3 separate regions of the Homo sapiens genome follow, and regions 1 and 3 are each linked to region 2. The links are chromatin contacts, found by Hi-C or POLR2A ChIA-PET in ENCODE. All regions are on one chromosome and are shown on one strand. Each heading gives the region's core, a stretch centred on a gene start or an enhancer-like site at or near the end of the contact. The rest is flanking DNA. Distances are from core to core; before and after follow the strand shown.

The links. Hi-C counts contacts between places; a loop is a spot of excess contacts on that map. ChIA-PET counts read pairs that join two places held with the same protein, here RNA polymerase II (POLR2A). Pooled maps may share reads with other maps.
Region 1: POLR2A ChIA-PET joins it to region 2 with 10 read pairs in AG04450. The contact joins two enhancer-like sites. A Hi-C loop is called at or near these places in 1 of 50 pooled maps. POLR2A ChIA-PET finds 5 or more read pairs at or near these places in 8 of 52 experiments (AG04450, GM12878, H1 and 5 more).
Region 3: a map of lower leg skin shows a loop between it and region 2 (4-fold over the local background). The contact joins two enhancer-like sites. A Hi-C loop is called at or near these places in 3 of 168 maps with a recorded cell type or tissue (A673, endothelial cell of hepatic sinusoid and lower leg skin) and 1 of 50 pooled maps. POLR2A ChIA-PET finds 5 or more read pairs at or near these places in 1 of 52 experiments (A549).

Annotation. Positions count from the first base shown.
Region 1 is chr15:51,028,041-51,032,595 of GRCh38, reverse strand. No RefSeq gene overlaps it. Among named protein-coding and RNA genes, the nearest start is that of MIR4713HG, 7.2 kb to the left of the region's middle. RefSeq lists a silencer at 1,458-1,658. Within about 2 kb of position 1,800, at least 4 of the 41 ENCODE cell types and tissues checked have a DNase peak (open chromatin) inside an H3K27ac peak, as active enhancers do.
Region 2 is chr15:51,064,886-51,069,439 of GRCh38, reverse strand. The region is part of intron 1 of TNFAIP8L3 (TNF alpha induced protein 8 like 3); the gene reads left to right. The region is part of intron 1 of MIR4713HG (MIR4713 host gene); the gene reads right to left. Among named protein-coding and RNA genes, the nearest start is that of TNFAIP8L3, 28 kb to the left of the region's middle. Within about 2 kb of position 2,904, at least 2 of the 41 ENCODE cell types and tissues checked have a DNase peak (open chromatin) inside an H3K27ac peak, as active enhancers do.
Region 3 is chr15:51,107,617-51,112,286 of GRCh38, reverse strand. All of the region lies in intron 1 of MIR4713HG (MIR4713 host gene), which reads right to left. Among named protein-coding and RNA genes, the nearest start is that of TNFAIP8L3, 15 kb to the right of the region's middle. Within about 2 kb of position 2,811, at least 6 of the 41 ENCODE cell types and tissues checked have a DNase peak (open chromatin) inside an H3K27ac peak, as active enhancers do.

The sequences.
Region 1 (4,555 bases), core at 551-3,050, 36 kb after region 2:
AACTAACATCAGAGTGAACAGGCAACCTACAAAATGGGAGAAAATTTTCACAACCTACTCATCTGACAAAGGGCTAATATCCAGAATCTACAAAGAACTCAAACAAATTTACAAGAAAAAAACAAACAACCCCATCAAAAAGTGGGCGAAGGACGTGAACAGACACTTCTCAAAAGAAGACATTTATGCAGCCAAAAAACACATGAAAAAATGCTCATCATCACTGGCCATCAGAGAAATGCAAATCAAAACCACAATGAGATACCATCTCACACCAGTTAGAATGGCAATCATTAAAAAGTCAGGAAACAACAGATGCTGGAGAGGATGTGGAGAAATAGGAACACTTTTACACTGTTGGTGGGACTGTAAACTAGTTCAACCATTGTGGAAGTCAGTGTGGCGATTCCTCAGGGATCTAGAACTGGAAATACCATTTGACCCAGCCATCCCATTACTGGGTATATACCCAAAGGACTATAAATCATGCTGCTATAAAGACACATGCACACGTATGTTTATTGCAGCATTATTCACAATAGCAAAGACTTGGAACCAACCCAAATGTCCAACAGTGATAGACTGGATTAAGAAAATGTGGCACGTATACACCATGGAATACTATGCAGCCATAAAAAACGATGAGTTCATGTCCTTTGTAGGGACATGGATGAAATTGGAAATCATCATTCTCAGTAAACTATCACAAGAACAAAAAACCAAACACCACATATTCTCACTCGTAGGTGGGAATTGAACAATGAGAACACATGGACACAGGAAGGGGAACATCACACTCTGGGGACTGTTGTCGGGTGGCGGGGGGAGGGATAGCACTGGGAGATATACCTAATGCTAGATGACAAGTTGGTGGGTGCAGCGCACCAGCATGGCACATGTATACATATGTAACTAACCTGCACAATGTGCACATGTACCCTAAAACTTAAAGTATAATGATAATAATTTAAAAAAAAGAAAAAAAAAAAGGAAAGAAGCACTGAAGAAGATAGGACAGACAGTCTTGAATTGCTGACATCACCCCTCTCCCTCCCCCCAGCACTGGCCACGTGGCATGGAGAGAGAATATGTGTGCTTTGGGGAGAGGGACTGCAGTGATTGTGGGACTTTGCATTGGAACTCAGCACTGCCCTGTCACAGTGGAAAGAAACCTAGGACAGAATTTGGCCAGCACCTATGAAGGAACATTTAGGCCAGCCTTAGACAGAGGGGAATCATCCATTCCAGTGGTTGGAACCTGAGTTCCAGCTAGCCCCCCCACCACAGGCTAAAGCACTCCGGGGTCCTAAATAAACATGAAAGTCAGTCTAGGCCACAAGGATTGCAATTCCTGGGCAAGTCCTGGTACTGTTCTGGGCTCAGAACAAGTGGACTTGGGGTACACACAACTCAGTGAGACACTAGATGGGGCAGCCAAAGAAATGCTTAAATCACCCTTTTCCCATTCCAAGACAATGTAGCTTACAGGCCCAGGAGAGACTTCTTCCTTTTGCTTGAGGAAAGGAGAGAGGAGACTAAAGAGGACTGTCTTGCAACTTGGATACCAGCTAATCCACAGTAGAAGAGGTCACCAGGCAGTCGTGAGGCCTCCATTCCAGGCCCTAACTCCCAGATGACATTTCTAGACATACGCTAGGCCAGAAGAGAAACTGTTGTTGCCTTGAAGTAAAGGACCCAGTCCTAGCAGGATTCGTCACCTGATGACTAAAGAGCTGCTGAGCCTTGAATAAACATCAGCAGTACTTGGATGAGACCCAGGGCTTTGCTGGCTTCAGATGTGACCCAGCATATTCCCAACTTTGGTGGCCACAGGGAGAGGCTCCTTCTGCTTGAGGAAAGGACAGGAAAGAGTAAAGGGGACGTTGTCATAGAGCTTAGGCATCAGCTCAGCCGCAGTAGCATACAGCACTAAGCAGGCTCCTGGGGTTCCCAATTCCAGGCCTTGGCTTCTGGATGGCATTTCTGGATCCACCCTCAGCCAGAGGTGAGCCCACTGCCCTGAAGGGAGAGACCCAGACCTGGCAGCATTCACCACAAGCTGACTGAAGAGCATGTGAGCCTTGAGTGAACACTGGCACTAACCAGGCAGTACTCGCAGTGGCCCTGGGGCAATGGTGGCCATGAGAAGACACTCCTGCATAAGAAAAGGAGAAGGAAGAGTGGAAAGGACTTTATCTTGCAGCTTGGATGCCAGCATAACTACAGTAGAATAGAGTACCAAGTAGAATCCTAAGGTTCTGAACTCCAAGCTCTGGCTCCCAGATGGCATTTATGAACCTGCCCTGGGCCAGAGGTGGGAGCTCGCTGCCATGAACAGGATACAAGCCTGGCTGGATTTACCACCTGCTGACTAAAGAGCCCTTGGGCCTTCAGTGAACATCAGCAGTAGCCAGGCAGTGGTCTCTGCAGGTCAGGCAAGACTCAATGCTATGCTGGCTTTGGCTCTGACACAGTGCAGGGCCAGTGGTGGTGGCCACAGGGGTGTTTGTGTCACCCCTCAACCAGCTCCACGTAGCCCAGCATGGACAGAGAGAGATACTCTGTTTGGGGGAAAATAAAGGAAGAGAAAAAGTGTCTCTGCCTAGTAATCCAGAGAATTCTCCCAGATCTTTCCCAAGACCACCAAGATGGTACCTCTATAAGTGTGCAAGAATCACAATGTTATCAGGCCTGGGGTGCCCCATAACACAGATAATAAAGACTTTCCCAGACAAACAGAATCTGAGGGATTTAAACACCAGTGACCAAATATTTAGATTATAATACTCGATTCCTTTTGAATACTTAGAAAGCCTTCCCAAGAAGGATGGGTACAAACAAGCTCAGACAGTGAAGACTATAATAAATACCTAACTCTTCAATGTCTAAACACTGATGAACATCCACAAGCATCAAGACCATCCAGGAAAACATGAACTTACCAAACAAACTAAATAAGGTACCAGTGACCAATCCTGGAGTGACAGAGAGATGTGATCTTTCAGACAAAGCATTCAAAAATCATGAGGAAACTCAATGAAATTTAAGATAACTCAGAGAAGGAATTAAGAATCCTATTAGATAAATTCAACAAAGAGATTGAAATAATTTTTAAAAATCAAGCTGAATTTCTGCAGCTGAAAAATGCAACTGAGATACTGAAGACATACAGAGTATCTTAACAGCAGAACTGATCAAGCAGAAGAAAGAATTAGTGAGCTTGAAGACTGGCTATTTGAAAATACACAGTCAGAGGAGACAAAAGAAGAAAGAATGAAGCATGCCTACAAGATCTGAAAAAAAATAGCCTCAAAGGGGCAAATCTAAGGATTATTGGCCTTATAGAGGAGGTAGAGAGAAAAATTAGGGTAGAGATAATAACAGACAACTTTCCAAAACTAGAGAAAGATATCAATATTCAAGTACAAGAAGGATATAGAACACAAAACATCTTTAACTCAAATTAGACTACCCCCAAAGCATTAACAATCAAACTCCCAAAGGTCAAGGATAAATAAAGGATCCTAAAAGCAGCAAGAGAAAGGAAACAAATAACATACAAAGGAGCTCCAGTACAACTAGCAGCAGACTTCTCAATAGAAACCTTACAGGCCAGGAGAGAGTGGCATGACATATTTAAAGTGCTGAAGGAAAAAAAAAATTATCCTAGAATAGTATATCAAGCAAAAGTGTCCTTCAAACCAAAAGGAGAAATGAAGACTTTCCCAGACAAACAGAAGCTGAGGGATTTAAACACCAGACCTGTCCTACAAGAAATGCTAAAGGGAGCTCTTCAATCTGAAAGAAAAGGATGTTCGGGCAGATCACAAGGTCAAGAGATTGAGACCATCCTGGCCAACATGGTGAAACCCCGTCTCTATTAAAAATACAAAAATTAGCTGGGCGTGGTGGTGCACGCCTGTAGTCCCAGCTACTCGGGAAGCTGAGGCAGAATCACTTGAACCTGGGAGGTGGAGGTTGCAGTGAGCCGAGATCGCACCACTGCACTCCGGCCTGGGCGACAGAGCGAGACTCCATCTCAAAAAAAAAAAAAAAAAAAAGAAAAAAACAGAAAAAAAGAAATCATCTGAAGGCACAAAACTCACTGGTAATAGTAAGTAAACAGAGAAACACAGAATATTATAACTGAAATTGTGGTGTGTAAACTACTTATATCTTGAGTAGAAAGACTAAAAGATGAACCTATCAAAAATAATAACTACAACAATTTTTAAAGGCATAGACAGTGTAATAAGATATAAATAGAAACAACAAAGAGTTAAAAAGTGGGGGAAGGAGAATAAAGTTAAAATGTAGAGTTTGTATTAGTTTTCTCTTTGCTTGTTTGTAGTTTGTTTCTGCAATCAGTGTTAGGTTGTCATTAGTTTAAAATAATGAGTTTTAAGATGTTATTTATAAACCTCATGGCAACTTCAAATCAGAGAACCTACAACAGATACATAAAAAATAAAAAGCAAGAAATTAAAACATACCACCAGAGAAAACCACCTTCACAAAAAGGAAGAAAGGAAGGAAAGAAGGAAGAAAAGACCAC
Region 2 (4,554 bases), core at 1,655-4,154:
TGTAATTATTCAATGTAAGGCATTGAAGCAATCTGAAATTGCATCCTGTTTTGACTGCCATTGCTTTTGTATGTTCTTATTCAGCACCCTTAAAATGTCCAAAAGAGTTGGGAAATTTTGTCATGTTTGGTGCCCCCAAAACACACAAATCCCCATTCCTAGCCTGTGGATGAATGAATCTCTGGGACTGAGCAGCTACCAACTGCAAAGCCAAAGCTCTCTGCCTGTTAGCAGGCCCCAGCCAAAGGCAGGATCTCAGGGGCACCTAAGCCAGAGCTGGAGTCAGGAAAGCTGGTCACACGGCAGAGGGGGTGAAGACTGGTGAATCAGCACCCCTGTTCTGCATTTGGTTGTCTCCGGTAATTCACTCCTTCATCCTTCCAACCTCTGCCCCCGTCCTATTGCACCCAAGCCTGCCTCTCCCTCCCTACCCTAATTTTTAAATAATTCATTCTCTTTATGAAGAGGAGGGGTAGGCCAGGTGCAGTGGCTCACCCCTGTAATCCCAGCACTTTGGGAGGCCGAGGGGGCGGATCATGAGGTCAGGAGTTCGAGACCAACCTGGCCAACCTGGTGAAACCCCATCTCTACTAAAAATACAAAAATTAGCCAGGCGTGGTGGCGCACACCTGTAATCTCAGCTTACTCGGGAGGCTGAGGCAGGAGAATCGCTTGAACCCGGGAGGCGGAGGTTGCAGTGAGCTGAGATTGTGCCACTGCACTCTAGCCTGGGCAACAGAGCAAGACTCTGTCTTGCAAAAAAAAAAAAAAAAAAAAAACAGGAGGGGTGGTTTGATGGTGGACGACAAAGGGGAGAGAGACACCCAAGAGAGATACAGTGTGGCTCTGACTAAAGTGAATAGAGAATCCACTTTAACCAGCTAAATGGACGTGTTTGCATTTTGAAGGAAGAGCCCACTTATCCCTCAAGATCTCTAGTGGGCTAATTATTTCAGGAAGATGGGTCTTTTCATCATCTCTTCCTTACTGGAAAAGGACAGGGTTTGCAGGGGAAAATGGGAAGACTAGTATAGGACAGGTGAGGTTTGAAGTGTCCTGCTAGACAGGCTGGTGTCACTATCTCCACCCAGATGCCCCATGGGTACCTGGAACTCAGGGATGAATTCATCTTCCCTACAGGCTGGCTCCTCCTCCAAGATGTCCATTTCAGTTGGTGGCACCTCTATATCCTTTCACCCTACCTGTCTCTAAAGCTAGAAGAAACAACTCATCGTCATCCTTGACTCATCCCTGAACCCCAGCAATCACCCATGCTGTTCCTTACTCTGCTCTCTCCCTGTCACCTAGAGGACAAGCTAAAGATCAGAAACACGAGGCATTTAACTATCTTTAAATACAAAGCATTTAACTATCTTTCTAATTGCCATGGCTTCCTACTGCCTTCGGGAAATATCTCAAGGCAAGTAAAAGTATTTGAAATCCATTCTTCAAGTTGTCCCATGGAAATTTTTGAAATGTAGATGGCCCATTTCTTGTCAGATCTGATTAGATCATTACTTTTCCCTTAAAGTGGGGCTGCAGGGAAAGCTCTTGTCAAGAGGAAGGATAATTGTCCACTCTGTGTTTTCCTGCTGTTCACATGTGCCTGTATGATTAGCGGCTCATCTTCAGTCCTCGGTTTTGTTTCTTTCAGGCATTTTTTGAAATCACTGGGCTATTTTGCAAGGGCTAGTTTAGTTAGAATGAAGTAATATAATCAGTGAGTCTGTTTAACCAAGCACACATAAACATATGCTGAAATAAATCAAAACTGCTGAAAGAGAACAAACGAGTGAGGCATAGACTAAGCACCTCTCCCCACCCCATGTGGGGGATGTTTCCCTCATCCCTCAGAATGCCACACAACAGTGGGGCCCAAATCTGTCTGTGTATTAAATATTAGTAAAGCTTAATTTATCTCATTACAAAAAAGGAAACCTAAATAGAGGTTCTAAGAGTTCCATTTTTTGCACCCCACCAGTGGTGCCTAGTGGAGGCTGCTACCCTTTAAGTCATGGTGTCCCCCATGAGTCCCACAAGCTGCCTGCTTCCTGTGGCAGGTGGTGGAAATTTGGGAGACCTCAGGACTTCCCAGAAGCAGGGGTAAGCTCGGGGTATCTGTCTTCAAGGCAGGTGGCTCCTCTGGAGGGTTGGGAAGGGACCAGACCCAAGAAGTCTTCAAGAATATGCTGCAAAGTTAACCCTGAGTCTGAAAAATCCATTCCCTAACCCTTCTAAATCATCTAAGTTTTACCATGGGTGCCTTTTAAAGTGTTCCCAAATGCCTTTTGTAAGCCTCAGAAGTGCCACCCTCTCTCACGTATGAAAGGAATTGGACCAATAAAGGCACTTTTCATGAGCTTCTAAGCTTTGATCATTTCTCCATGGGAGAGGGGAGGATCAAGGTTTTTTTTTGTTTGTCTCTAACTCAAAGGCCCCACCATCCCTTAAGGCTTTCATTTCATTCTACCTCCTCCAGCTCCATGTTCTTTCTTTAGAATTCTAGGAATATACAAACAACAGTTTTATACAAGGGATGGAAAATGTTTTCTAGTTTGAATCCACTGGAGATGCAACAACTCAATGAGTCTCTCTGGAAGCCACAACTGTATTAGGTTCACATTTCAAAACACTACTTAAAGTTCCTTAATGGTCCTGCCCCCACAGCTACTTAGGGACATCCAAAACCTAAAGCAGAAGCAGTGTCTTCTTGAGGAAGCATTTTATCATTGTCAAGGATATCCCATCCTGCATACCACCACGCCTCACCCCTACAGCATACACCTTCCTCATCATTCACCCACAGAACAGAAAAGGAGACGGGAAGGGGTGGGGAGGCCATCACTCTCACCACTCGCTCCTGACCACTTATCAGTAGTGAAAGATGGAGCATGAGAGACGTGACAGGTTCAGTCAGCTTTTCTGGCTGCATAAACTGAGCAGAAGGATGGTTGCTCATCATGAAAGTTCAAGTTCAGGCCAGACGCTGTGGCTCAATGCCTGTAATTCCAGCACTTTGGGAGGCCGAGGCGGGTGGATCACGAGGTCAGGAGTTCGTAGACCAGCCTGGCCAACATGTTGAAACCCCGTCTCTACTAAAAATACAAAAATTAGCCAGGCATGGTGGTGTGTACCTGTAGTCCCAGCTACTCGGGAGGCGGAGGCAGGAGAATCGCTTGAATCCAGGAGGCAGAGGTTTCAGTGAGCTGAGACTGTGCCACTGCCCTCCAGCCTGGGCGACAAAGTGAGACTCTGTCTCAAAAAAAAAAAAAAAAGGAAAGAAAGTTCAAGTTCAAAGCAGTTTGTGAGCCTGCTCCGTCTTAAGGAGACTTGCTTGAAGTTCTTCCATTTTTTGTTTTTTTTTTTCCCCCTAACAATTAAGTGTAAGTGATTGAGTGCCAGAAACTTGGACTACCAGGAATCTCCCTCTGCCCAGGGCTCTTACCCCACCCCTTGGGCCTTTCCTCCCACCTTCCCTGTCTTTTGGGTCCCCTGCCTTGACAAATGATGCCCATTAAGCACTCCAGATTGTTTTCTTCTGGGAACCATCTTCACTCTTAACTTCTGCTTAACATTTTTAGCTAATTCTCTTCCCTGCCATTATCTCAAGCTATTTAGAGAAATGAAGTAATTCTGATGTGTACTGACTATTACAAATAATTTCCCATTTTATAATTTTGACACAGCTATCCACACTTACATTCAAGTTTTCCACACACTCCTTAGAGAAGTTTCCAAGTCCTGTGAAAAAGAGGGGAGAATAGCTGTCCCCTCACCCTGTCCACTCCCACATCCTAGAGTGATGCTCAGAGGCCCTTTTCTGGGCTGTAGCTGAGAGCTCAGAGCCTGTCATGTTTTATAACCATCATTTACTTTATTTTTCCCAAAATTTATTACCTTGTTCTTACCATGCTGAAGCTATTCTGCCCACTCACCCAGCTTGGTAAAGATCTTCCTGTTGTTTATCACCATTAGCTTGGCATTTCACCATCTGGGAGAGCTTAGTGTTTTCTAGAAACATGGAAACATCACTTGTACTCTGGCTGAACATCATTTATAAAAGCAGCAGCTCAGACTGACCCCAGCACTTTTCCATGCAGTGAAGTTCCCCCCTTAAATTATCTTTTGCTTTCTCTCTCCAAACTAGCTCACTGCCATTGTCACACCATTCTCCCAACATAGTCCTGGTGTGTTTCCTTTCTTGTAAATGATCGAAGGGTCCTTATTCTCAGAGACTTCATATTATCTTTGATTGAGCTCTTCTATCAATCTTGGTTTAAGGAAGCCCCCTGTCTTTCTACCAGGATGAATTTGCTATCGCTACATAATCACATTTTTATGTCTATTCTCAGAGATTCCGAAGTACTATAAACAATCCATTACCTTTCATGCCTGGAAAATGGGAACTTTTGTTCAAACATGGTTAAAAGAATTATCTCTGGCCAAAAGAGCTTTCCTAGGACTTGTATACAGAAGGAGAAGTTTTTACCAAGACCTATCCTCCATCTTTTAGTGTTTCCCCATTAATAAACACGGTCCACTAGTTAGGCCTGT
Region 3 (4,670 bases), core at 1,562-4,061, 43 kb before region 2:
CAGAGTGCCAAGTGATCTCCCAACAGTGCCCAGTAGCTCACAGCTCTGGGGACACTGGGCCTTCTCCTGGCTCTCCCTGAGGAATGAGGAGACCCAAATGAAACCACAACAGAAAACAAATGATACTTTCTGAGCCAAAGAAAGTTGCCTTCAAATCTATGTTTTTGTAATTCCTCCTGGAAACAGGGTTGATTTTCCCTATGAGTTCTACATCTGGAGGCTGAGTGAAAACAGAACTAACCAGTTGCACAGGAGCTTCCTAATCTACTAGAAAGCTCTCAAAAAGCCACGTGAGATAAATGTGGAACTTTTTCAAAACACCAGTTTAATTCAAAATAATTTTCAGTTTGAATGTCATGAAAATTTTAAAATATTTTTCCATTCTCATTTCAGGTTCCTCTTGTTGAAATGGCATTGTCTTTATTTACTTTTTGTTTTGTTTTTAAACACATAGCTCAGCAACAAGACGCCTTATAGTCTGCCTGCCGGCAGAGGGTTTGGGGTACTTGTCTTGCACCTGCTCTGCATTGCCTCCTGTCCCCCAAAATCCAGCTATTAACTCCTTAAGACTGGAAGGGTCTCATTTTTCACTGTGTCCTCAGCAGGCCCAAGACCATACCTGACAGGTAATAGTTGCTCAGTGAGAACCTGCAGATCTGAGGGGAATTGTGGGGGAAGACAGCAGTGTGGTTTTTCCATCAGGAAAACAGGGTCATGGGGCAGCTGCCTCGAGAGGTCACTTGGTCCTCTGCTCTGGGTGCCCCATGATGGCAGGGGCCAGGCTGTAACTGGCTTTGTGTTCCCAGCCCTTGCTACCCACCAGGCATTCAATGAAAGTTGGATGTAGGAGGCTAGGCATTAGGGCCAGGAAAAAGAATATTTATACATCAGGGAAAATACTACAAATGCAGAATTTTTTCTTTTTGGAATCAGGGAACTCCAGGCCAGATAAGCAGAGCCGTTTTTGTTGCTGGAATAGTAGAGCTGTCACTGGTGGAGGATGATGGGAGAGTTTCCAGGATCTTCATTCCTGGTGGGCGAACAATGTGAGCAGGATGCATAGATCAGCTCCTTGATGCCTAGAGCAATAGAACTGTCCCTGTTATCATTCTCCATTCAGAACCTCTTCCTGCACACATTCAATAAGAAGGACTCTGGGGAAGACAGGTTTAGGTTTCAACCAAAACTTCACCACTTACCAGCTGTGTGACCTTGGCCAAATTACTTAGCCATTTCCTCATCTGTAAAATTGGGCTAAAACTTAGTAGTATTACCTCATTGAGAAGTGGGGTAGATTAAATGAAATCTTGACATATGAAAGGCACAGTTCCTGGCACATAGCAAGCACTCAGTACATTTCCCCAGGGCGGGAGAGGCTTAGCCAGGGCGGGCTAGGTGGAAGGTGTTTGCCCACAACTGCTCTCACAGCTCTTGATAATTTCACGCAAACAGGTCCAAGCTCAGTAAAGGGATGGGAGGATGGTTGTGGGGGACGGTTATGGGGTAGCACAGAAGCTGGGACAGAATAGGGCTGGGGCAAAGGGGAGCCACCTGCGAGATGCCTGCCCCCACTGCTTGTGCAGGGCAGGTGGGAAGTGGCCAATCAAAGGCTATAGAGGTCATCCCAGGGAGGGCCCTGGAAAGCACCCTGTAGCCAGGATGATATTTGCTGATACAGAAGAGAAGGATGGGGTTATAGCCCTAAGAGAGTCGACAGGCAGTTTCCACGGCCTCATCCAGGTCACCAGGGCTCAGGATGGAGCCCCCGAGTGAGTGCTCTACCAGGGCTTACTCCACGCCTTCTAGGCACTCAAACTGGGGAATCAGGAGTAACTGCTCCTGTCACTCCACCTCTCTGACTTCCTCACTACCACCCTTTCCATGCCTCCACCCAACCACCTGGGCCTCCTGCTGTTCCTCAGCCCCACCAAGCAGGCTCCCACTCAGGGGCTCTGCCCCAGCCACTCCCTGTCCTGGCATGCTGGTTGGTCCCAATAGCTCACTCATTGCTTATAGCTCTCTGCCCAGTTGTCACCTCAGCCAAGAGAACCTCTCTGTCTGCCATATACAATATCATTCACATCTTTCCCCATCCTTTTCACTCTCCAGCCCCACCTCATTGTCTCCCCAGTACTTGCCACCATATCACCAATGTATATTACCGGTGAACTTGTTGTTCTCTACTTCCTACACTATAATGTGTGCTCCATGAAGGCAGGGACTTTGTTCACTCCAGTATGCCCAGAGTCTGGCCAAAATGCCTGATCCCTGAGATGGACCTGCCCAATAACTATTTGCTGACTTAATAATGAGTGAGTGAACTGCCAAACCCTATCTGCTGGCATGTGAAGGACACTAACATCCTGAACTGGTACAGACAAAACCAGGACCTTACGAAGGTCACAGGTACTAGTTGCTAGTAGGTTGGGAACTGGGGAGGAGAGGGCTGAGTTTACAGAGGGCAGTAGCCTACCTTGACTCCCATCTACCTGCTTCAAGTATCAATCCAGGAAAATTTTTATTAGGGAACTCTTGGACACTGAAAAATTCCTTTTGATTCAGTGATGTGAAGCACTGATGACAGAACTTCAGGCGCCATGGCCAGCAGGGAGAAGGTGTCCAGCTGTTTGGCTCACCCAAATCACCCCTTGAGTCACTTCATACCTACTTATAACTCCAGTAGTAACCAAAAGATCATTTACACAGACAAGCCATTAGAGAAATTTGAGAATTTAAGTCATAGTTTCAGCAGTATTACCCAGATAAACAGCAGCTTGTGGTTAGGTCTTGGATGGAGTTCTTGCCCACAGGTCAGGGTTTCTCCTTTCTGGTGCTTAAAATCACTGCCTCACCAAGAAGGCAGCAAGTAGGGTATCATTACAGTGAACAATTCATGACACAAAATGCAAGAATGTCCAAGCCCCACCCAGAAGCCCATGGTCATGATGCTTGCCTGATCTGCTCATGACTGAATCCATTGAGAGGAATTATTTTGGTACCAAGAACACATTTCCCAGTTCCCGTCCATATATGGGGAGAAATGGCATGCCTCTGTGTGTCAGTGCCCAGAAACAAGCAGGCTCTCAGAGTTGGGAATGACAGAAGCCTCACCCACAGTCTAGCCGACATCTGAGATGTTTCCAGGGAGCCTCGCTGAAGAAGCAGTGTTATTTTCCAGAGGAGGTCAGGGCACAGTGGTGATAATGTGGAAGAGGAGAAAGAAAATGAAACATCCTGTTCTGAAAGCATGAGCTCAGAAAGTAATGGTTGTGTAAGAGACTGTCCCTTGCAGGAATGTCACTATTCCTTCTTGTGACTACACCTTCCCTACCAGGGCACTGAATTTCTTCTGGGCCATGACTAATTACAACGAAACCCCCTCTCCACGAAAATCACATCTGCATGGTGTTCACATGAACAGGATCTGATCTGTGCCTTCAGCAAAATAAGATAGCTGCAAGCCCATGGAGCTGTTTTATCAGGATTAAATAAAATTGTGTACCTAAAGGACCTAGAAAATCTGTACCTGGGAGTCAGTGTGTGCTCAAGAAATATTATTTTTCCTGTCTAAGGATCTCATTATTTTGCTTACTACATGATATTGTGTTGCCTTGCAGTGATGATTATTTCTTTTAACATCTGGCTTAGACTACCCCTTTTAGCTTCTTGCATTTTTGTTTTAGAGAGTATAGATTATGTTTGGTTTTTAGTTGCAATAAAGTTATATGTTGGAACTAGCTCAGTCTAATAATAATCTCAAACATTATAGTGATTTGAGGGACATTTGTTCCCTTCATTAATCCATTTACCTCATGTTGTTCCAGAAGTATTTTGAGGGGGCTACAAAAATAAATATAGCAGGATACAACGAGATAAGATTAATTATTACAAGTTGGTTCCAAAATTGGTCCCAAGCATCAGAGAAGCCAAAGCAAAGAGGGAAAACTGAGCAATGATAAGATTCACAGTATTTGCAAGATGCCAGTTGCTTCAAGAAAGCAGTTTTTCTTGCAGTAAGCCCTAAATGAACTCTGTTCTGTCCTCAACAGTATCTCTACAGAATAGCTGCCTCTGATCCTGCCTTTTGGTACAAACCAGGGCACCACACCCAAGAGCAGCTGAAGACAAGATCTAAGCAAGGTAGGTTTCTGCTGGACTAGTGTGATTCAGGGGTGGGATCTTCCTGGCAAGAGGAATCAGTGAGATGTACATTTGTTCCAGTTACTATAGGTGCATAACAAATTACCCCAAAACCTAGTAGCTTAAAATTATTATTTTAGTTTGCTTACAATTTTGAGCAAGAGTAATGTGGACAGGGAACAACAAGGAAAGCTTGCTCTGTTCCACGATATTTGGTGTTCACATAGGGGCAATGTGAAAGGCGGAATCTGGAAGCATCTTTACTTACACAGCTGATGGCTGGTGCTGGCTGTTGGCTGGGACAGGGGCACTCACACATGGCTTGTCCACATGACCCAGGCTGCCTCACTGCATGGAGGTTGACAGTAATCAGAATTCTTCTGCAGCAGCTAAGCGCTCCAAATGTGAATGTCCCAGAGAGCCAGACAAAAGCTGGATAGTCTTTTCTGGCCTAGCCTCAGAAGTTATCCAAAGTCCCTTTCACTGAATTTGGTTGGTTGCAAAGCAAGTCACAAGCCCAACCAGATTCA